Linked DNA regions of Mus musculus: regions 2 and 3 are each linked to region 1. Evidence: chromatin loops called from intact Hi-C (ENCODE). Cell type or tissue: heart. All regions are shown on one strand. Region 1 overlaps Svop (SV2 related protein). Region 2 holds the start of Ssh1 (slingshot protein phosphatase 1). Region 3 overlaps Ssh1 (slingshot protein phosphatase 1).

The links. A loop is a pair of places that touch in the nucleus more often than their neighbours do. Peaks named below come from ENCODE experiments on the same cell type or tissue, not always from the same donor. Only the 100,000 strongest peaks of a DNase experiment are listed, where the experiment ranks them.
Region 2: it touches region 1 in a loop (4-fold over the local background); 4 of 42 quality-filtered maps call a loop at or near these places.
Region 3: it touches region 1 in a loop (8-fold over the local background); 38 of 42 quality-filtered maps call a loop at or near these places.

What each region holds. Positions count from the first base shown.
Region 1 is chr5:114,040,907-114,048,906 of GRCm38, forward strand. Svop (SV2 related protein) reads right to left here. Exons shown (of 16, transcript NM_026805.1): 7 at 4,662-4,725; 8 at 1,900-2,025; 9 at 1,282-1,410; 10 at 918-991. Among named protein-coding and RNA genes, the nearest start is that of Gm16108, 21 kb to the right of the region's middle. In heart, CTCF peaks have their summits at 4,436 (motif pointing left) and 6,425; no DNase peak of the experiment used is centred here; H3K4me3 peaks cover 635 bases; H3K27ac peaks cover 863 bases; H3K27me3 peaks cover 1,104 bases.
Region 2 is chr5:113,990,328-113,998,327 of GRCm38, forward strand. Ssh1 (slingshot protein phosphatase 1) reads right to left here and starts at 3,463. Exons shown (of 15, transcript NM_198109.5): 1 at 3,337-3,463. The coding sequence starts at 3,405. Gm52825 (a long non-coding RNA gene) reads left to right here. Exons shown (of 3, transcript XR_003955978.1): 3 at 82-1,907. In heart, CTCF peaks have their summits at 503 (motif pointing left) and 3,987; DNase peaks (open chromatin) are centred at 2,194, 2,414, 2,964, 3,584 and 1 weaker place; H3K4me3 peaks cover 2,651 bases; H3K27ac peaks cover 2,843 bases.
Region 3 is chr5:113,952,509-113,960,508 of GRCm38, forward strand. Ssh1 (slingshot protein phosphatase 1) reads right to left here. Exons shown (of 15, transcript NM_198109.5): 8 at 6,206-6,400; 9 at 4,876-4,969; 10 at 3,210-3,338; 11 at 745-791. Among named protein-coding and RNA genes, the nearest start is that of Gm52826, 19 kb to the right of the region's middle. In heart, CTCF peaks have their summits at 2,179 (motif pointing left) and 4,182 (motif pointing right); DNase peaks (open chromatin) are centred at 2,053, 3,003, 3,316 and 4,193; H3K4me3 peaks cover 359 bases; H3K27ac peaks cover 4,158 bases.

The DNA of each region.
Region 1 (8,000 bases):
AATTGGACTTTGGACTTGCTGCAAAGAGAAAACTAATCACTCTCTGTGTCTGCCCCCCTTCCAGTCTCCTCCCATGGCTGTCACTTAAGAAAAATTAAACTGGGGGATTCTGAGAATGGCCATGTTGGCCACAGCTTGGTTTTCAAGGATGGGCTGTGTACCACCAGTGGTAGCCAAGGCAACAGGTCCAGAAGGGAAGGCCCTGGCTGCAGTAGACAGTGACTTCTTGCAGAAAGGTCCCTTGGGAGTTTTCTTCCACTTTCTTTGGTTTCATCAACCCCATCATGTGGTCCAGGCTCCTGGACCCTCAACCCAGCTGCCCCATCTCTCTGCTACACAGGTTTTGTGCAGCCTTCCTGTATCTTTACTGTATCTACCTTAGAGAGCATCGTTAGGGATGGCTGGCAACGCGTTTTCTTGAAATTCAGAGACAGAAACGTCTCCTTTAAAAGCTACTTATCTGAGAGGCCCCACGTCAAGTTTAAAACACGAAGAAGTGAACAGATCTTGTGGTACCCGGATGCGGATGGATCAGTTGTGTGGTACTGACAGCCTAATCTCAACATTCTACAAGCAGAGGCCAGATCTTCATAGCAAGCCGCCTAGCTTCAAGTGAGAGACACTGCCTTGATTTGTAAGATTGTGAGAGACTGTGACAAATGCCTGATGTCATCATTTTTGGCCCTCCCATCTACACATATTCATACACGCATGTGCAAACATTTGTGCACGCACACATGCACGCAAGATAAGTAAGTCTCAAAGTCCCAATCGATCAAGTCTGGTGGCTGAGCTCACAGCGGGCAGCCCCAGCAGTTCCTAACAGTGTGTGGTGGGAGGGCCTCTCGGTGGGAGGGGCTCTCGGTAGGAGGGGTCATGATGGGAGTGGCTCACAGTGGGCAGCCAGCAGCTCTCACCATATAAACCACAGCAGCAGAGTTGTCCAACGAAAGTGGGGTGTGAAAAGGTCCCTCATTTTGCCTCGGTCTTCCTGTTTCAAGACAAGGATATATGGGTTATTGTCTAGCCTCCAGTGCATAGGACTCCGCTGGAGCCTGGTGTACACACACATACAAACACACACACACACACACACTTACACGCAGAGACACACAAATACACATACACAGAGATATACAGATACAGACACAAACATACACAGACATAGACACACAGATATGCACACACACATAGATACACGATACACAGACACACAAACACATACATACACACAAACACACACACACAGACAGACCCACAGACACACACACAGACACTGACCTGTCTGGAGATGATAAGCTTTCCCAGAGGCATGGGGGCTCCATTTTCCGTTGCAATCCGCTTTAAAGTAGCGATTGCCTTTTCCTGGTTCCCGGACAGCACATCGTACCTAGCACTCTCTGGCAGCCACTGGGAGTGGGGGAACAGGAGACCCAGGGTGTGGCTGGTCAGTATAGGACAGAGCACGCCCTCCTGGCCACCTTCTCTCATTTGTGTGGGCTTCTTTAAGCAGCAAGTCTCTGGGGTGAGAGACCTGGCTTTGAACAGAGTCCTCTGTAAGGTACTGGGTTATAGGACCCACTTCCCTCTGATTCCTCCTCGTTCAGGTGTTTACAGGGTTAAACGGGGTAACAAAAGCATGAAGCTGTCATCACCACTGTGGTTGCTTTTAGAGTTCTGGGGTCAGGTGGAGCAAATGAAGACCACCATTTCAAAAAATCTCCCCCTCAAGCCAGGGAGTGGGGGCGCATGCCTTTACCCCCAGCACTTGGGAGGCAGAGGCAGGTGGATCTCTATGAGTCTAGCCTGGTCTACAGAGTGAGTTCCAGATCAGCCAGGGCTACACAGAGAAATCCTGTCTCAAAGAAAAAAAAAAGTGACAACTTTAGACATACTTACGAAGCACAGAACAGCGAAGAGTAGTAGTGGAGCGGCCGAGAGCAGGAGCAGCCAGCGCCAGCCCAGGCTGGGCATCACAAACACAGCCAGAAGCACCTCGAACACGGTCCCTATGGCCCAGAAGACCTAGCATGGGAGAGTGAGAGTCAGTGGCAGGGTAGTGTGGTCCATACAGGTAGTGTGGGGTACGGTGGACGGGATTGGCGCATCCTGCTGTCGCCCCTCCCACGCTGCTCACGTAATACCCACGCAGCACCGCACAACAGGACACCACAGCGAAGCAGGAGGGAAGGATCAGTAGTCTGTGTCACAGGTATGGCAGGGGGCATGCAAGGGACTTTGAATTCTTTGGATGTTTTTTCCTAACCATTTTAGGTATGCACTGATATCGAGCACGTCCCGCCGGTCCTGCGGCCACCAATGCAGTGGACCACCAGCGGTCATTCTGTGAAAGGAAACTCTCTCCACGACAGTCAGCCCCGACTCTGCCCAGCCCCAACTCCCTGGAAGTCTCTGTGTTTTTCTCGTTGTCCTTTTTAAAAAGCTTTCGAGACAGGGTCTGGCTATGCAGCCCAGCCTAGATTTGAACTTGAGATCCTCCTGCCTCAGCCTCCCAAGTGTTGGGATGATGGGCGTGTTTAAAGATGCCTGTCCTGTCATTTTGATTTTGCTTTATTCTGACCACCTGCTTAGCAGAATCACATGGCACTTGTCCTTTATGTCTGGATTTCTTCAAACATAATGTCCTGGTGGCTCATGGACACTGTAGCTTGTTATAGTTTCCTGCCTTTTGAAGGTGTGATGCTACTATTACATATTGATATACCACATCTTCCCTGTGTGTGTATGGACTGACGGACAGGAGAGCTTCCATGGAGAGGGAATCTTGTGTGCAATGTATGCAAGTTTCACCTGTCAATAAAAAAAGCCTCTGGTCAATGAGCTGAGGCAGGCTTAGAAGGTGGGGCATCCGGCAGAGAGGGGGTGGGGCATTCTGGGAAATAGGTGCAGATGACAGAGGAAGACCGGTGTATGAAACTGAGGACCAGGTCACATGGCAGGCCGTAGAACAGAGCAATGATTCAGTTATGGGGTAGTCAGGGAAGGAGCCAAGGCATTTGGCCTAGGTGTTTATTCATAGGTAAGATGTCTCAGAGTCATTATCTCTGGAAACTTGGGCGTGGGTAGAAAGCCCTGGTTAGACTTCCGTTCTCTCTGCACATGACTATACATATTGTCTACTTTTGTCTTTTGTCTCCTGACATCAGCTTTCCTTCCCCACAGGCTCAGTCTCCACCCCTAGGGTCACCTCTCTCTCACACAGGCTCAGTATCCACCCTTAGGGTCACCTCTCCCTCACACAGGCTCAGTATCCATCCTTGGGGTCACCTCTCCCTCACACAGGCTCAGTATCCATCCTTGGGGTCACCTCTCCCTCACACAGGCTCAGTATCCATCCTTAGGGTCATCTCTCCCTCACACAGGCTCAGTATCCATCCTTAGGGTCATTTCTTCTTTTCACAGGCTCAGTATCCATTCTTGGGGTCATTTCTTCCTTATCCCCCAGGTTATTCTCCTTCCCCACCTACACCCACACACATACACACACACACACATACACACACCCACACACACCCACTAGGTTCCCTGCCTGTGGCTTCCCACTATGTTCTGCTAATAGAGAGTCCAGGGGATGAGAGGGAAGCCAGGGTGGAGGAGAAACCAGGACTGACTTACTGCCCTGCCTCCTCCCCTGCAGGGTGGTCTCTGCAGAGGGTCTGGGCTGCCCTTGGACCCTCCTGGTCCTTCTGGAGTGGGCTTGGTGACAGAAACTTCACTACTGTTGTTGTTTTAAAATCACAATTGTTTCTTTCTTTGCTGAGGGGGTGGTGGGAGTCACAATTGGAGAATTTTAGGGTGAAGTAGTTCTCCCCTTACATAACATGTAAGGAGACACAAAGTGTGATCACGTGGCAGAACAGGCACTGGTATGCCGAGAATCCTCTGCAGTCCCTGTATGGCTGGGCCTGACAGCTACAGAGTGAGTTCAAGACCAACCTGGGCAATTTTTCAAGACTGTGTCTTGAAATAGAAAGGACAAAAAAGGGCAGGGATATAGCTCAGTAGTAGAGCACCCACCCAGCATGTGTGAGAGCCTAGATCAGTGGTTCTCAACCTCTGGGTCATGACCCCTCTGTGGGGGTCAAAAGACCCTTCCCCTGGGGTCATATATATCAGATATCCTGCATATCAGACATTTACATTTCTATTCATAGCAGTGGCAAAATTACAGTTATGAAGTAGCAATGAAATAATTTATGGTTGGTAGTCACCATAGCATGAGGAACTGTACGAGAGGATACAGTTAGGAAGGTTGGGAACCACTGTCCTAGATCAACCTCCAATTGAAGAAAGACAGGGAGAAGGTGGGAGAGATGGCTCAGTAGTTAAAAGCACTAGCTGCTCTTGTAGAAGTCCTAAGTTCAATTCCCAGTAACCATAGGGTGGTTCACAACCAATGGAAAACAGTGTCCTCTTCTGGTGCATCTGGAGATAGCAACAGTGTACCCACATACATTAAATAAGTAATTAGAAGAAGAAAAGAAAGGGAGGAAGAAAGAGGGAAGGAGGACAAAGCATTTATACTATATATACATGTGCATAATTTTCAATTGAGTCTTTGTGAGCCTGTGGCTACATACATTTGAAAGCTGCTTCACAGTCAGTAAGAATTCCTGGGAGACCTGTCACCCCCTCCTTACCTCAATCAGCAAAATGCACTTGGCTCTGGCCTTCATGGGAAGGAACTCGGCGTACAGCGTCACCCTAGGTAAGTGAAGAGACAGGGGTTAAAGAGTGGGAAGATGACAGATTCTGAGTTCCCTCCCTCCAAAAGTGATCCGTGGATTCCTACGTTGGAATTTCCTGGTATCGTGGCTGAAGTCAGAAATTCAACCAACGGGTTCTTACTGTGTAGCTCATGGCTGACTTCAAACTCACTATCTTCCCGTCCTGTCTCCCAGCATGCACTATCATAGTCTGCCAGTGTGTGACTCCCTTGTCCCTGGGAAGCAGATTTTCACAAATGGCTCCTGCATTTTTATTTATTTATTTTTTTGTTGTTTTGTTTTTTGAGACAGGGTTTCTCTGTGTAACTCTGGCTGTCCTAGAACTCACTCTGTAGACCAGGCTGGCCTCGAACTCAGAAATCCGCCTGTCTATGCCTCCCAAGTGCTGGGATTAAAGGCGTGCACCACCACTGCCTGGTGGCCCCTGTGTTTTAAACCAACTCCCCCCAGATGACCCTCGAGTTCTGGCATGCTTTCGTCGAGGTCTGCAGAAACCACAGAGTCTGGAGAAAGTCTGGCTGTGGGTTTACGGGCAGCTGTGTTAGCAAGTTGATAAGGCTATGTTGTGTATGGCCTTTTGTCCCTCCATTCTGGGTTCCGGATGTCTGTCTGTGCATCCCTGGGGACAGCCATGGGGGGATTACATGGAATTGCTCCCGACAGTTGCATCTGGGGTGTGCAAAGCTACCCTGCTCCCTTGCTGTCAAGTTGTTATTCACTGATGGATGGAGTTGGTGTCTGGTAGTTTGCCAGGACATATTCAGATTTGCCAAGATCTTGTCCTCCACAGAACCTCTACCCACCTGCTGTAGCCTCTGGCTATTTCTACCTGAACAGACCACCATGGCATTGGTGACAAATGTAATTTTTAATTTGTCCTTCCTTTTCCATTTTGTAATCACATCCTTATTCTAAGAGTGAGCTTTTCTGGGGCTGGCGAGATGGTACAGCAGATAAAGGTCCATTCTGCTAAGCTCAGTGAGCTGAGTTTGGTCCCTGTTCATCCCTAGGACTCCACATGGCAGAAGGAGAGACCTGACTCCTACAAATGGTCCTCTGACCTTCGTAAACATGGTTATGTAGGAAGTCACCAGGAAGGTGCCCTGGACCTGCCAGTTTTTCTCCAGCTGTCTCTTCACCTGAATGGTGCTCTGTGGCTGCACACAGCGCTCCCTACTGCACACAAAAGCTATTGCTCTTTACTGTCTCCTGTAATCTGCTTATTCTCATGAAGATACTTGGAGCTTTAATGAGATTTTTGTTCTTTTTTTTTTTTTTTTCATTTTATAACTAAGATGTCACTTGTAACGATAGAGTTACAAATTAGAATCCAAATCTTGGGGCTGGAGATCGCAGCACCCATATGGCAGCTCAAAACAACTGCCTGCAACTCCAGTTTTAGGGGATCAGCTGTCCCCTTCTGACCTCTGCAAGTACTGCACACACACAGGTGCGTGTGCACACACACCTTCAGGCAAAACACGTATAAATATAAATCTTTTTTTAGTCCATCTTTTCCCTTTGATACTAGAGATTGAGCTCAGAGCTATGTTCAAACTAGGCACGTGTTCTCCCACTGGGCTATATTCTAAGCTACCAAATCAATTTATTTTGGAATTATTTTTAAATAATTGTTTTTAATTTTATGTGTGTGCAATTCCCATACTGACTAGAAGAGGGAGGTAGAGCCACATCCATTATTCGCTATTCTGCAGAGGGGCTGAGAATTAAACTTGGTTCCTCTTCAAGAGCAGTAAGCTCTCTTGACCTCTGAACCATCCCTTCAACCACAAACCAAACCCAATATGCTTCTCCACCGACGTAAAGTGAGACTACGCATCTCACAGTGACTTCTCCATCCCACTGTCCAGCATCAGTCAAGTTTGATCTGAATTGATTGGCAACTGGCCTGCAAGGTTAGGCTACATGAGACTTTGTGGCTTTGTCTTCCTGTCTTGGATCCCAGGTGGCTGTGCCTGGGTGAAGCCAGATGGAGCCTTTAAGTTCATCGAATCATCGAACGCATCTGCTGACTGAAAACTCGAGCAAGCCCCTGACACAGTAGTACCGCCTAACTGCCCAAATGCAGGCTGAGTTAAGTAAATCACTGTCTTAAACCCTGAGTGCTGGGTGGTTCATGACCAGCAACCACTACCTCTCCCCTTCACTTAATGAGCACCTGACTTTGATCAAGCCTCCCAGGAGCAGGGTTTTCTAATCAGCCAAATAGGGGCAGGGCTGGGATACACATCGTCTGAAGACGCATAGCATAGCTGTCCCGTGGACATGCTTCCCGGTACCGTCATTGTCGGCAATGAATACGGTAGCTCTTTTATCGAGAGCATCAATGTGTATTTGGGGGAAGGGAGCCCCTTACAAGTGATTTGATTTGCCTTCCCATTGTTGTGGTTTGGGTGCCTGATGCACATGCGCAGGGATTTTATATGGTGGCTCTTCATTCTCAAGCAGGAGACTTGATCCAGTTTTAGTGTCTAGGGGGTGGGGACTCAGGGTTGGGACTGAGGGTTGACCAGGGTTAGACAATAGCGTTAGGGTCAGTCCCAAGATTGAATCTGGGGGGAAAGGTGGGGAGAGTCTCACTAACCTGGAACTCACTGTGTATCCCAGGCTGGCCTCACAGCCGTAGGGATTATCCTTGGCTCCGCCCCCTCAATGCTGGGGTTATGGGAGAAAGACATCACACTCTCCTTTCATCCTGGTTGGCTTGCCAGGTTATGTCTGAGCCAGCTCCGCAGCTGTTACTAAGGGAGCCACTACAGATGCATCCTAGCTGTTACTAAGGGAGCCACTACAGATGCATCCACCAGCCTTGAGCCTGGACTATAAGCTGAGATAAACCTCCTTTCTTTATAACCTGTCCCGCCTGTGGCGTTGTGTTCTCAAAACAGCTGTTACCGTTACATTCTGGCTGTTGACTTATTTTTAAAATAACACCCCAAGACGCTGTTGTTCTGACTCTCTGGCTGGGTAAAGTTACTCTAAATGAATGGAAACTCTTAATATTACCTAACTACCTAAAAATATTGTCCCCTAAATGTCTCTCAATAAAGCACTTAAGGGAGCCATCTTTCTAACTAGATAAGAGTGCTGTCTAATTATGACATAATTAGGTTTATGTAAATGACATCAGAAGTGCCAAGGAGCCAAGGCCCTCTTGGGGCTTCGTATTTCTCCTGTAATTTGCCTGCGGGGTTTTTCCCCCCTCCTCACAGATAAAACAGCTACCTAGTT
Region 2 (8,000 bases), 51 kb before region 1:
TCTCCTTTCTGGGCAAAAACACAAAATGAGAAGAAAACACAAGGTGGTCCAGGAGGAGTTGGCGTGTTTTTTTTTTTAAAGCACCCACTGTGTGGAAGAGAACATCAGAGCAGTGTGACAGCCAGGACAGACACAAGACTGACTGGGGACCAGCCAGCCAGCCAGAGGTCAAGGGCAGCAGGAACTGGATCCAGAGCTAAGGTAGGAAGGGAACTGGGCAGTATGGGATATACATCAAGAGGAGACCATTTCCACCAAGAATGAGTATTCCATAAGGTGTCCCCCTTATATGAAGAGTCTATGTACAACTTTATAGATGTACACACTGGGAATGGACCGCGTTGGCTCCTGGGCTGTAAAGGAGAAGGGAAAAACCAGGGCAGGCCCCCCACACATTGCAGCACTAGACAGAAGCAAACAGCAGCAGCGGATCACCACATGTAAGGACTCCTTCAATAAGGGCCACTGGGGCATTTTTTTGGAGGGTGCTACTGGCATCTAGTGGGCGGAGCAAGAGGATGCTGCTGAAGGAGAAGCCTCCACCTCTGAGTCTCAGGGTCAGCAGCGAGGCTGAGAAGCCCTGGTCCCAAGTGCCTGGAGACTAGCCTGTGCCCATGAAAAACAGACCTTGCACATTGGTCCAAAACAATGTTGCTATACACCTAGGGGAAACAGTTTATGTATCTCTTTCTCAGCTCCCCTTGATCTCACAAAGGAATTCAATAAGGTCAACAGGAAAAGGACAAATACGAGATAATTAAAGATCCAGAAAGTATGGGGAGGTGATGGGGGACAAAAGTAAGAGGACAAGATTGCTGTGGGACCAAGAGCTGTGATTTCCCTTGGTTTCCCAGGCTTCACTGCTAACCTAGCTCTGTCAGGAAACCGCTGTCTCCCTGACTCATAAAAGAAGTGGCATTTGGATAACAGACTGGGGGAAAGAGGACACGGGCTCCGCAGCCATTGACTTCTTAGTCACCATCTGAGGTTTTCCACTGAAAGGTGATGTAAGGTCAGGAATGCCAGAGAAGCAGAGAGAGACGGCATCATCCCCAAAGAAACAATCCAGGCCCATCCGAAGATCTGACTTGGAGAGAGAGAGGAAGCCAAGTGGGAAAAGGATGGGCGGGAGGCACAGCCAATCGGGATTCCAGTCTCCCAGCACAGGGAGCACCTGCTGTCTACTCTCTCTGCCTTGCTCCTGACCTGGGCACATCGGGAAGGCAGCTTAGCCATCCCAGGAACATCCCAGGTGACAAAGGCATGCTCAAGTTAAAGAAAAGCCATCTGGGATTTTAGGGTTTGTGTGTACTTGCAGGTGTGACTGGTATGTGTTCACATGTGCATGTGTGTGTGTATGTGGCTGCTGGCGATGTCATTGTCTTCCATATTGAGTCAGGGTCTCGCTCACCTTGCCCATTCTTAATTTCACTAGCCTGGCCATGCAGCCTGTACTAGGGGTTTCCTGCCTCCACCTTCCACATTCCTAGGATGTAAAAGTCAAGAGGGCTCTGGGCCTCCTCACACTTTAAACATTGGCTTTCTTCTGGGCTTTCTCTTCTGTTAATTGGTCATTGGGAGATCATCATATAATGATTTAAAATGGAGGCTGGAAGGGGGCTGCAGAAGAGAGCTCCGCAGTTAAAAGCATTTGCTGCTCTTCCAGAGGACCTAAAAGCAGATGCCCAGATCCACAACCTGCAGCTCACAAGCCCCCTGTAAGCCTAGCTCCACAGGATCCAACATCCTCTTCTGGTCTCCGTGGGCACCTGCATATGCCCAGAAGCAGACAGAGAGACAAACGCATGCACACACATGCATACACACCTTAATGTAATTTTTAAAATGTAGGTAGTGTGCGTAGTGCCAGGCACACACAAGGGTCTGGTTCAAACATTTAGTACTAAATAACATTAATAATAATAATAATAATAATAATAAAATGATTTTTAAAATGTCCTAATCAGTGTCCTGAAAAAAATTTACCCCCCATACAATGAATTCTTATAGAAAGGAAAGAAATGATTAGACCCAGTATGGGCAAACCTTGAGACCAGCACGCTTAGAGGGAGAAGCCAGACAGAGGCAACACTGCATATTTCCTGTTATATGAACTACAGCGTAGGCAAATGTAGAGAAGTAGGGGACGCCCCGGGGTGGGGGTGAAGCAAAGACAAGCGGTAACTGAGAAGGGCGGGGCGCTGAAGCTTCGGGACTGAGTGGCTGAGCGGGTGTGTCTACTAACGCTGACTTACATACTTCCAAAAGGTAAAGCCACAGGCTGTGAGTTACATCTCAACTAAAAAAAAAAAGATTAAAAGCCTAAAAATGTGTCTAATACAGGAACTGGAAGCGACCAAGTGTTAAATTCCCATAACATTATGGAAGTTGGCTAGAAATCCAGGCTGAGAGCCAGGTGTGGAAAGCTCTTCTGAACTGACAACATCTGAGACGCAGAGGCAGGGGGCCAGCCACAACTACATGATGAAGGAAGGAAGGAAGGAAGGAAGGAAGGAAGGAAGGAAGAGAATTTCGGCTGCAAAGGCCTGTACTGCCCCTCCCTGCTTCCCTATGCTCCTGTAGTTTCCTAGGAAGAACACAAGATAAAAGGCACTTTGTAAACTGTTGTAGGGGAACCGAGCTGTGTGGGAAGAGAGGCCTTACTACAATCTAACTTCTCAGTTGCCCTGCCTAATTGTGTGCAAAGAGGAGGCAACCAGAACCTTCTGCCTGCAGATAAAACTCATGAAAGAGTCTCAGACAGAAAGGGCCCTGGAGGCTTAACCTCACAGCCATTCTGCAAAGATGCCTGCCAGTCCCCGCAAGACGAGCCCAAAACGCACCAACACGGGCACGCAGGGGTGCTGAGCCAAGTCTCACGCAGACACACAACCCCGGGAGAGGGCCCAGATTCCAGCTGGCAACTTCCTGGGCCTGCGGGGCTAGCCCAGCACAGCGGGGCGTCCCCTGCAGCCGGCTGGGTCATCCGGGGTTTACTCCGAGGCCTTAAGCTCATCAGGGGAAGGGGGTGGGATGAGCCCGGCTGGGGTAGCACAGCCTGGGGCAGGCCGTCCTGAGGACCCGGACGCTCCGGTCCCCATCTACCCCGATTAAGCAGCATGAGCTCAGGCCCCGAGCGGAACCCGAGACCCTGCAGCCCAGAGCCGACCAGAGCCTTTCCTGGTGCCCTGCGATCTGGAAGCATCCCCCCCCGCCCCCCCACCTCCGCGACCCCAGCCCGGCGCATGCTCAGTCACCGGGACGCGGGGACGCCCGCACCCCAAGGGCGGACGCACCTCCGCCTCACACCTTGTGGGAGGGTGCGGCCGGGCTCACCTCGCTGTTGCTTGCGGAGGAAGACGCGGCGCTGGGCGTGGGAGAGCGCTGAAGGGTCACCAAGGCCATCGCGGCGCGGGCCCGGCCCGGGGCCTCCAGCAGCCGGCCGGGCAGCCGCGCCGGGCCCGCCCCTCGCTCCCTCCCTCTTCCCTCCTCCCTCCCGCAAACTCCCCACCCCCCACCCCCTTCCCCGGCTCCGGAGTCCGCCGGGCCCGCAGCGCTCGGGCAGTGATGCGCATGCGCCAGTGACCGGCCTGGGGCGGGCCCCGCCGCGCGGTCACGTCCACTCGCGCGCGCCCCCGCGCTGGCTGCAGCCGCCCGGCCTGGGCCCCTCCTCCGCCGCTAGACTCGCGGGCAGCGTAGGGAAACTGAGGCCTCCGAAGGCAAGGCCAGCAGAGCAAAGCTGCCCAGAGTTTGTAAAAGACTCACTCGTTTATTCTTTCAAGGAAAGTTACTCTGCTCATACAAAGTGCGGGGCCTCCCCCCACCCCACCCCACCCCCGGGACTGTGAAATCCGCTTGCAGAGTTGCTTTGCATAGGATTGGGGTGTAGCCCAGTAGCAGGGTGTCCCGCCGGCCTACTCAAGGTCCTGGATTCCAACGCCTGCACCACCAAGGGCTGATCTAATCTTCGAATTCCTTCTGGTGTCTAGAAACGCAGACTAGTGGGTGGCGAGAGGAAAGGCTTCTCGAAGGAGTAGTACTTGCTAGGAGGCAGGATTTCCGTGAGCTGGACTAACCCACGGAGGGAGAGAGAACTGTGGGCCGGCCAGAAGCTTGCCCGGGGACAGCAGTGGGGATAAGCGGGCGCGTTGCATTGGCTTTGGAAAGGTTGCCAGTGGGCCAGGGTGAGGGACCCCAGCAAGGCGGTACTGGGCAACTTGATAGAAACTTCTCTTTCACAGAGCCCCGACCCCTACTCTGGACCTCTTGTGGTACCCAAGCCTTGCTAATCACAAGTCTCCAGTCCCACTCCATCATCCTCAAAGCCCGAGAGGAAACCTGGCTCCTCCCTGCCTCTTCCACCGTCTTGAGGGTATCAACAGTCTCCATCCTCAAATAAGGATTGTCTTTCTTTTTAAATTTTTATTTATTATTATCTGTGTGTGTGTGTGATATGCGTATGAATACATGCATGAATCAAATTCAGGTCACTAGCCTTAGTGGCAAGGCTCCTTTATGTACCATGTAACCAACCCTTAAAGGGGATTTTCAGTGGGGTTACCCCGCAATGTAAGGAAGTTTCCAGTTGCTCGTATTTAACAGACGCTCCTGCTAAGTGCAAAGAGTCTCGGTTTTTAAAGATCTGAGAATGGCGCCATTAACTGCCCCCTATGTCGACACAAAGCATCCTCTGCATTTTCAGAAGGCAACTATGTCAAAACAGGACTGAGTATACTTTTTGTCTGTGAATTTGGTCCACAGTTTTTCAGCACTAAGTAAGACAGGTTTTGAATGGCAATACCCAGCAGGGCTCCCCTCTGTTTGGAGCTATTCTTTGGCTGATAGATGATCACGAGTGTTCCAGAATGCCAGCTTTGTGTGTGTGTGTGTGTATATCTGTGTATGTGTGTGGGTGTGCATGTGTGTATGAGTGTGTGTATATGTATGTGTATACATATATGTGTGAGTATGTGTGCATATGAGTGTGTGTATGTATGTGTGTGTGAGAACATATGCATGTCACAGTTTGACCACCTGCAGAGGTCAAGACATCTCTGCGGAGTCAGTTTTAAACTCATAAAGTTGTGGATGTCATCAATTAGAGCAGAGACGACCTTCTCAGCCCTCCGGGAGCATCAGGCTCAGGATTCTGAGACTTCCCAGTCTCGAAGCCTGTATGGTCTTCTTATGACTCACATTTGAATGTTTGGGGATCCCCAGAGAAGACAGCCCCTAGAGATGGTGCACTGATTAGTTTTATATCAACTTGACATAAGCAAAAGTCAGAGGAGAGGAGGGCATTTTCTCAATTGAGAAAATACCTCCATAAAATCTGGGCTTGTAGAGCATTTTCTTAATTAGTGATTTTTGGAGGAGGGCCCAACCATTGTGGGTGGTTCTACCCCTGGGCTGGAGGTCCTGGGTTCTATAAGAAAGCATGCTAAGCAAGCCATGGGGAGCAAGCCAGTAAGCAGCACCCCTCCATGGCCTCTGCATCAGTCCCTGCCTCCAGGTTCCTGCCTTGCTTGAGTTCCTGTCCTGACTTCCTTTAGTAATGGGCTATTGTGCCCTCTCCCCAGCTCTGAGCAGGCTAATCAGACCTTAATTGCCACAGTCAGTCTTTCACCAACCTGGGTGGAGTCTTCCGACCAGGGTGGAAGTCTCCTGCCTTGTCCACCAACAGCAGCAGACTGCCGCTGAGCTGCTGATTCTGTTGTACAACAGAATCCAGCCGAAACAAAGGATGGGTCTTTGGGTTTCCCCTATATAAACTGCAGTGCTAAAACTTAAACTTTGAGCCACGATCAGAAATCTTTTGTCTTGGTTTCCTTCTTCCCTTGCAGGCCCTTCCTGTTTCATTCCCAGCCTACCTTTCAGGTGTACCCAGTTCTCCGTGGCCGCTGGACAGATATAGGCTATGATGTGGAAGTGCAAGCCAAACAAACCTTTCCTCTCCAAGTTGCTTATGGTCCTGGTGTTTCATCCCAGCAATAGTGACCCCGACTAAGACAGGTGGGTCTGGAATTTTCCCATATCTCCCCATTCCATGGCAGGGGCCTGATCTAACGCTCTTGGTTTCACCTCTGCCTACACCCCTGCCACAGGGCCCTACACAGCATGCTCTCTGTGGGGCTAAAATCCTTGTCCTGCTGCCTTGGCCCTGCTACCTCATCCTGCTTCAGGACCCCTCCCCAAACCAGCTCCACCCCCTCTTACTTCTTCCTTCAGCTGAAAGACTCCTGGGCTAGTTGGACATCACCTCACCAGAGCCTTCCCAGAGCCCTGCCCCCAACTCCACACACACAGAGTGTCAGGCTGCATACCATGCCATTACCTCTGTATTAATCACCCGGTATCTTAGGCATTCAGCCAGGAATATTCCTGTGAAAGGGCTCAAGGAGCAGGCTGGGATTGGGCTGAGGCAGGGGTGGGAGAGTGCCAAATATTTAAAGACATATTCTCACAAATTAGTGACAGATACTATTTTGATTTGCTATTATTTTCGTGTGTGTGTGTGTGTGTGTATGTGTGTGTGTGTAATGGCATGCATATGTAGATGATCGTGGAGGCCAGAAGAGGGGTGACATACCAACAGGCAGTTGCCAGCTTTGGAGCTCTGCTCCTCTGCAGGAACAGCAAGCAAAGATGGCCAATCCACCTCCCCGGCCCTGAGATGGCATTTTAGCAAAGCAACACTAGTATGTGAATCTGCATGGACCCAAACATCAGAACATAAAGAGACAGAATCAACACCAGATTTGTGATTTTTTTCTTTCTCTCTCTCTCTCAGCAAGGTGTGTTATTGATTTGATTGTTTTGATCTGAATGTGGAATCTTGGGGCTTGAGAGATGGCTCAGTGGTTAAGAGCACTGACCACTCTTCCAGACCACTGGCTTCAGTACCCAGCACCCATAGGGCAGCTTATAGGCATCTGTAGCTGTAGTCCTGGGGAACCTGATGCCTTCATGCTGGCCTCCTTATGCTTCCATACACATAAAACGAGATTTTTAAAATTTTAAAGATTAAATCCTTTTTTTAAAGAAAAAAAGGAACATAGATTTACTAAAGAACAGCGAGACCTTCCAGGAGTGGGAGCGGCTGCAGGGAGAGATGCTCTAAAGGATGTGGCTTTGCTCTGGAGACCTGTAAAACAATAGGAAGGAGATGCCATGAAAACTCTCCTCCAGCATCCTCTGCTACTCTGCCAATGCAACGTTCAAGGAACCCAGAGGGGCACCAGCTAGAAGGAGTAACTCTGGAGACTCCGTGCAAACCATAGAATTTCTGTGTGTGTGTGTTTAATCATGTTTGACCTGAGCAAAGTTTAAAAAGCAAAATTAGGGCTGGAGAGATGACTCAGTGGTTAAGAGCACCCTCTGCTCTTCCAGAGGTCCTGAGTTCAATTCCCAGCAACCACATGGTGGCTCACAACCATCTATAATGGGACCAGATGCCCTCTTCTGGTGTGTCTGAAGACAGAGACAGTGTGCTCATATAAAAATCAATAAATAAAGCCGGGCGTGGTGGTGCACGCCTTTAATCTCAGCACTCGGGAGGCAGAGGCAGGTGGATTTCTGAGTTCCAGGACAGCCTGGTCTACAGAGTGAGTTCCAGGACAGCCAGGGCTACACAGAGAAACCCTGTCTCAAAAAACCAAAAAAGAGGGCTGGTGAGATGGCTCAGTGGGTAAGAGCACCCGACTGCTCTTCTGAAGGTCCAGAGTTCAAATCCCAGCAACCACATGGTGGCTCACAACCATCTGTAACAAGATCTGACGCCCTCTTCTGGAGTGTCTGAAGACAGCTACAGTGTACTTACATATAATAAATAAATAAATCTTAAAAAAAAAAAAAAAAAACTAAAAAAAAAAAAAACCAAAAAAGAAAAAAAAAAGCAAAATTATTTTCAAGTCACTAAGTGACCCAGCCTAGCCTCCAACTCAAGATCTTCCTGCCTCTTCTGCCAAAGTGCTGTGATTACAGGCGTGTACCACCGTACT
Region 3 (8,000 bases), 88 kb before region 1:
AGAGAGTTCCCTGAATCATGCATTTATTCCCAGTAAGACGAAAGCGTGAGGTCTGACCGCACGCTGGCCAGGCACTCTGCTGGGGGGGTGGGGGGTGGTGGTGGATACCTCTGACCGGAAGTTCTAAGGATATACTTTTAAGCTCTGTTTAGTCTCAGTTTTCAACTGCAGTTGGTTCAAGAAGGCCAGCTTATCAGACCACAGAACGGTGGTTTTGTGACAGCTTCCTTGAAGGGCTTAGCTCAAAGGTTCACTCCTGCTACTGAGCACTTCTCAGAGACAGGCAAGTTCCTGCCCAGCGATGACTGTTCGGTCACGAGAAGATTCCCACCAAGAACCAAAGGATTACCAGGGGTGGCTCAGTTCTCAGAGTTGCTGACTCGATACAAGGCCAACAGGGGTGTGTGTGTGTGTGTGTGTCCATGCAATGGTTTGTTACAGTAACTCTCCAACAATGGTTTTCGGCAATTCTTCTGGGGAGTGGGGCTGTGGGAAGGAGCTCAGAGCCTGCCTAGGGCCAGGCTGTCCTACATTCCCCGGTGTGACTCAGCTGCTCCAAGACCCCCACAATCACCTAAGACTCCAGGAAGGATCTACAAATCATGGGTTACTGTGTGTAGTACTCTGAAGCACATGAGCCCCTCCAGCCACTGCAGAGACCGGACAGAGGCCATGAGGCGGGCAGGCCAAGGCAGTGGCTACCTACGCTGCCTGGAGAGATGGGGAAGACGGGAGCAGACTTACCCTGAGCCCTGCAGCTCCTCCAGATTGGATGCATTCCACTCGGAGCCCTGGGGGACAGATCATACAAAGCTCTGTGAGTGTTCACACTCCAGTCTCAGAGCTGCTTTCGGCACAGATGGGGGACGTGACAGTGGGGCCTCAGCCTCAGAGCAGAAGGAAGGATGGAAAAGAACCAGGAGAGGGAGAGGAAGGAGTCTAAGCAGGTTCCTGAGGCCCTTGGGCATCACTGAGGGTGACAGAGAGGAAACAGAGCCTTGTTGATCCCCCAACTTCAGAGACGTTTGCGTCATGTCCCCCAGTCTTCTTATTCTGCCATGGGCATAGCCCACTGTGTCGTCCTCACCATTAGATACAGAAGGAACCCTGGGTCCCTTTCCTGGTAGGTATTTGATACTTTAAAAGTTCCCAGAGAAACCCTGTCTCAAAAAATAAATAAATAAAAATAAAAATAAAAAGTTCCCACCCTCTGACGCGGTAATTATGAATTTCAAACAGTGCTCCCAGGAACTAGTAACACAAATGACCACAGATCCCAATGATGGGCACTTCAAAATAAACCATCCCACTACACAGGAGGCAGAGGCAAGAAGATTGCCATGAGTAAAATAATCATCACGGTGGTGCAAGTAGGCGACACTCAAAGAAAAAACCAAGACAAACAAACAAACAAACAAACCAGAGAGACAAAGTCTACTTGGAACAGCACAGGCGCAGCCTCCTCTTTCTACACAGGCATCAGAGAAAGCCAGTGTGGGGCCCACGTTCCAATTCTAGCCCTATAAGAAACTGAACAACAGGGGCTGGAGAGATGGCTCAGTGGGTAAGAGCACTGACTGCTCTTCCGAAGGTCCTGAGTTCAAATCCCAACAACCACATAGCGGCTTACAACCATCTGGTGCCCTCTTCTGGTGCATCTGAAGACAGCTACAGTGTACTTATGTATAATAATAAAAGAAGAAAAAAAAAACTGAACAACAAACTAACAGCAAAATGCTGTGGGTGACAACCTCCCTGTGGGAGCTGGAAATATTTTTTTTCTCCTTTAAAATGATTTGTTTCTAAGTCTGTAGCTGTCTGACTGGATACATGGATACACTGTATCATTAAAAACGTCTCTATTTCTAGTCAAGGAGCACCGAATAGAAACACAAACAGCAACCAGGGATGCTCTTGAAAATGCAGCCACCTCAGTCCTGGCAAGGCCATCCCTGTCTCCATATCTCCGTCTCCTTGCCTGCCAACTTCCTCTCCCGAGCTTCCCAGGTCATCTGGGGCTCAGGGTTTGATCATCAAGCAACGTGAGCTGGATTTTCACATCTCAGGGGCAGCCTCGTGCATAAAATTCCTTTACTATCACTCATGGAAAGACTTCACAAGCGCCACAAAGGCTGTGAGTCCTTTGGCTGTGACCGCCACCTAGTGGACAGAGTGGAGGAGGCGGCTTTTCACTGTTCTCAGGGAGGCCAGCCAGCACACACATACCCTCTCTGCCTTTTCAAGTTATTCAAACCCAGACTCTCACATCTCAGTGGATATAGCCTGAGACCTGTACATGCAGGGAGAGTCACATAAAAACAAGAACATAAAAATCTATACATTCAATGCTCAGGAGGCAGAGGCAGAGGATCACAAACTCTAGGCTAGCCTGAGCTACAGAGTGAGCTTGTCTCAAAACCTACTTAAAGCACACACACACACGTGTGTGTGTATGTATACATATGTATGTATGTATGTATGTATGTATACACAAACATCTATTTATGAAGACTGAAGTTTCCCCTCAGTGGCTAACGCCATCGTCCTTCAATTCCCGTAAGGAGACACTTTCTCTTCTAGCCAGTTATGGCCCACAACCAGGCCTACAGAACCTGCGCTTGCAGGCTCCAGAATGCACTTCACTTAGTCATCCTAACCGCTCTATGAAGGAAGAGACAAGTTGACTCAGTAGAGTGGGAGGGCACAGGGCAGGAAGTTGGCCTTGATGTTTTGTTTTTGTTTTTGTTTTTTTTTTCCCTTTCTTCCTTTTTGTTTTTTCCAGACAGGGTTTCTCTGTGTAGCCCTGGCTGGCCTGGAACTCACTGGCCTTGAACTCAGAGATCCACCTGCCTCTGCCTTCCAAGTATGGGGATTAAAGGCATTCGCCACCACTGCCCTGCTTTGGCTGGGTCTTTCCATTCAACTTCATGATCTCCTAGCTAATTTTAGCAACCTGCTTGCCTCTGAAGATTGGCCAGTTGCCTTCTACGGATATTTACGGTCTGGAGACACCAAGCACAGGAGACGTGGGGGGAGGGGAAGAGTGCATCCTTCAGTGGGCTCAGAGAGGAACAAGTAAGCTACCTTTGTTTCTGGTAGGTGCTAAGGCACAGCCTCATCTGGGTTGTACGTGTCTCTGAGCATGGTCCCCAATCCAAGTCCCAAAATTAGGCCCCCAAACCCGGTCCCACTAGAGCTAGGCTTCTTACAAGATAAAGATGGTCAAAGATGAGGGAGGGCTTGTCCATCTGGCCCAGGATGAGCAGCATCTCGTTATCGATGAATTCCTTGAACTCCTTCAGGTTGCAGTTCATTTGCTTCTCCAGCTCATTTCGGATCTGTGGGCGGGACAGACAGGAGTGATGTGGGGTGGAGCCTATCAGAAGTGATCTGCTCCAACAGGAGCCCACTTCAGCACAGGCATGAAGCCACAGGGGGAACTGTGTGACTGGTTTACAAAAGAGTGTGAGTTTGTCCTCATTTTCTTTGGCCCAGGGTGATGCGTTTAGACACGGGTAGCACATCTGTGTGGGTTTCCGGAGTTCAGTCACTCCACCTCCAACTTAACCCAGCAGGAGGAAGTCCGTTGTCCTCAACAAAGAAATCTGTTTTTTCCTAAGGTTTTTTTTTTTTTTTTTCTATCGAGTTTAAAACACAGGTTTACAATTAAGCACCAAATATACTGCAGTGAGAAGGTAAAGTCGCTCCCCTGTAGGAGAAGGCACCACAGCGTGATTTTTAAAAAAGTACTAACCAGTGAAAGACCTGGAAGATTTAAGGCTGAGGTAGGAATTTGAGTTTGAGGTCAGCCTGGGGGGCCACAAGGTGAGTTCCAGGTCAGTATGAACTATAGAGGAAGACCCCGACTCAAAAATACCCCACACTAACAAACAACAAATAAATGGGCATTTCTCATGTTGCCACATTCCCAGCCCCAGTTAAGTATATAAATAAATAAATATAAACCAAAAACTATATATTTTTAAGATTTTTGTTTTATAAGGCAGGGTCTCACAATGGTAGCCCTGGCTAGCCTGGAACTCAATATGTAGATAACAATGTCCTTGAAGTCAGAGAACTTCTGTCCTGGTCCTAGGATTAAAGGTGTGTGTGCCCCAATGCCTGGCTTCTAGATTCGGTTGAGTGTATGCAGTGCACCATGTGCCTGCAATGCCCGCAGGGGCCAGAAGAGGGCGCCAGATCTCCTGGAGAGGGTTTTAGCAGTGAGCTACCATGAAGGCACCGGGTATGGATCTCAGGTGATCTGAAGGAGCAGCCAGTACTCCTAACCTAGGGGCCATCTCTCCAGCTCCCACAACATCTTTTACTATATTTATTATTATTATTATTATTATTATTGACAAAGGAAAAACTGACCAAGGAGAAATTGAAAAGGCATAGGGAAAAGCCTGAGGTTTACATCCCCTGTCCAGCACAAGGCCGAGGGGACACACAAATGCAGCGAGGGGACACACAAATGCAGTAGAGGACGCAGAAGACTTGAGGTTCCTTGGAGGAACCCAAGGACCTTCTACAGCTGTCCCCAGGGCTCAGGGAGGGCAGTCGAGCTGCCTATGGTCTTTTGCAATCAGACTAAAGCCAAACTCTAAGCCTGGGCCCTCCACAGACTTGGTACCACGGCAGAGCAAAGTGTGGGGGAGCCTCCAGGGTGCACAATAAATGCACACATAAAAAACCCAAGAGATCGTGAGCCTGCCTCTGTGGTGAAGACAAACTCACGTGTGTGTGTGTGTGTGTGTGTGTGTGTGTGTGTGTGTGTGCCTCCTATGGGCTGAGGGTTGGGGAAGCAGGGAGGGAGGGGAAGGGGAAGGGAAGGGTTAGGGGGCGAGGTAGGCGAGGGGGAGGGTGTCTTACTTCCTTAGAAGTCACATTTTCAAGGTCCTGGCTCATCATGATGCTCCGGAGTTTGGCTTTAATGAGGCGCTCAGTTCTTTCGCCCTCGGTTGGCCTAGGAGGAAAAGGTATAGGAAGCCGCTATACATTTAAACATCTATACTATATATGTATGTGTGTGTGTGTGTGTGTGTATATATATATATATATATATAGAGAGAGAGAGAGAGAGAGAGAGAGGAGCCCCCCCCCACGACCCCTCACGTCCTCACGGGTCTGACAGTGGCTTGCCCAGGTACAGGGTATTGTGGGTGTGTGTTCAGTGTGAGCAGACAGAGAAGACCCATCTACAGCCCCACAGGAGGAGTCAGTGGGTAGGGGACTCGCTCTCCGCATAGACCACCTATGGTAACTGCCAACAAACAGCACGGGCTGTCAGTCTCCATCTGACACTTCTACCTGGGGCCATCGCTGCATCCTCATCAAGTCCTCCCATGAAATCAAAGTCTGTGCACTCTGCATGTCTATATGCCAGTCCTGCTAATCAATTAACTCCCGGGACCATGGAGTGAAGACCTGGACAGTCAGTCCACTCCCCCTGCTGACTTCAAATGCCTCAATCGGCCACCATCCTTCCATCTCTTCTCATGGCCTCTTGGTTGTGTCTGGTCATCTGAGCAACTCTTAAAACCAGTATCGCGTTGCAGCAGACACCTCACTCTGAGGGAATGGAAGAGTGTGGCCTCAGGTCACTCTCAGTGCTGTGAAGGCAGACACAGCCCTCTGGATCCAGATACCCATGACGGCAGACTCTGCATCCACAATTCTAAGTAAACTTAGGATTGGCAACCTAAAGGGACAAGGCTTAGGCAGAGCATAAATGGGAGCAGGGTGGCATGTTCCTGTGGTGAGCGTATGAAGTGGGGAACTGCTCCCCACAAATGCACACATGGAGTGTATTGTGCATGCGCGTGCGGGCACACACACACACACACACACACACACACCCCTTTTAGAGCAGTGGTTCTCAACCTGTGGGTCACGACCCCTGTAGGAGGGTGACGTCAAAAGACCCTTTCACTGGGGATGCCTAAGACCATTGGAAAACTCAAATATTCACAACAGTAGCAAAGTTACAGTTATGAAATAAATTCATGGCTGGGGGTCACCACAATGTGAGGAACTGTATTGAAGGGTCACAGCATTAGAAAGGTTGAGAAACTCTGGCCCACAGGCACAGGTTCAGGTTAAACCTGTTCTGGAAGGGGGTTCTCAGTCAAGGGGCTGTGAGGGAAGCCAGACCCTGAGAGGGAGCAGTGTTGATCAGTGTGGGAGGAGCCTCAGCACCTACTTGTCCACAAACAGCGCGGGGGAGTCGGGCCGCGTGGACTCCAGGTCCTGCATGGCATTCCACTCATTGATGCAGCTCTGCTCCGAGCTGATGCAGCTCTCATAGTAGGTGGCCCAGATGAGCGCCACTCCTCCTGGGAAGTAGTTATGCCTCCGGGCCACTTCGCAGGCCTTGTGAAGCACTTGCAGGGCAGACCTGGGAGGCAGGAAGGAGAGAGGAACTCAGGATGGGACCTGTCCACAGGGGGGGGGGGGGGAGGGAGCGCAAGAGGGCGCAAGGCGGCTTGGGTTCTGTAGCGGTGGAAAGGCAATTCAGAAATGGCTCCCTCTTGGAGGCTCTGCTAGCGAGGTGTGTGAGGGACACACAGTAGCTAGAAACAACTGTCAACTCCCAGAGGCTGTATCAATTAAGCTCGCAGGCAGACAGGATATCCCTCACCGTTTCCAAAGGAATAAACAGTCGCCAGCAGCAGACCCCATCCCATAGCCCCTAACTCTCCCAAGCTGGTTGGGTCACATTCCAGCAACCAACTCTAAAGCCTTCAGGTCTGTAGGCAGGGCTGTACTGCAGGCGTCTAATGGCAGGAAAGGTCTTTAAGGAACAGCAGGGGCTCCTGAGTGCACTGCTGACCTGCGCCTCAGTGTGTAACATCTTGGGGGAGGGGAGGAGGGGGCTTTACAATATGTAAGCTTTATTTAGTTAGCCACTTTTATTTCTTTTGACAAAACAACAACAACAACAAAAAAAACAACTCAAAGCTGAGAATTTCTCAGGGAATGGGCTGCTGAGGGATGCAAAGGCACAGGCAAAAGGGTCCCCCTGTCGTCGTGTCCCTCCCCCCCCCCCGCCCCAAAGGGAGGTGAGAGCTCCTAGGATGTCCATGTCCCTCAGACACAGCAAAACAGCCCAACTGTCCTTAATTCTATCTGTCCCACCATCCTGGCAGGATGAGGAAATAAACTTGAGCCAAGTGTTTATTAAATTCAGTTTTGGTTCCTAAGAATTTAAAAAAAAAAAAAAAAGAAAGAAAGAAAAGAAAAGTGGATAAAACCAACCACGGCTGCCACAAACGATAATAATTAATAATGATAGTAACAACTTGGCCACAGCGATTATCCACTGGGGGCATCACCTGCGGGTCAGAACGCAGACTTCCTCAGCCCCGCCCACCTCAAATGGCCCTGATGAGCCCAGCCTAGAGTAGCAGAGAAGAGGAGCCCAGCACTAGCCAGGTAGCCTGTGAGTGAGCGAGCTCTCCCCTCCCTGGACAAGAGCAGTTGTTTGGAAACACGCTCATCTTAGCTGGAAGTTTTTCTTCCTTTATCCCAGCTCTTCTGTTTAGCCCGAGGGAGTGAACAGCTTTGAACACTTCAGTGTGACACTGGGTCTACAAACACGCTGAGCTATACCTACAGTGTATAGTGTGAGTGTGTGGCCCCAGGCTGGACACACCCATGAGAGAGCTGTAAGAGGAGGCTGGTCCAGGAAGCTGCGGCAGTGCCAAGTTCAGCCACCATAGAGGGTCATGCAACCTTCCCTGGGATCCTGGCCCTTCAGCTGGTGTGCTGTGGCCTGACCACCAAGAGAATAGCAGCCCAGCTTGCTTGCTTGCTTGCTTTCTCTTTTTTTCTTTCTTGTTTTTTTTGTTTTTGTTTTTGTTTTTTTTCCGAGACAGGGTTTCTCTGTGTAGCCCTGGCTGTCCTGGAACTCACTTTGTAGACCAGGCTGGCCTCGAACTCAGAAATCCACCTGCCTCTGCCTCCCAAGTGCTGGGATTAAAGGGTGCACCACCACC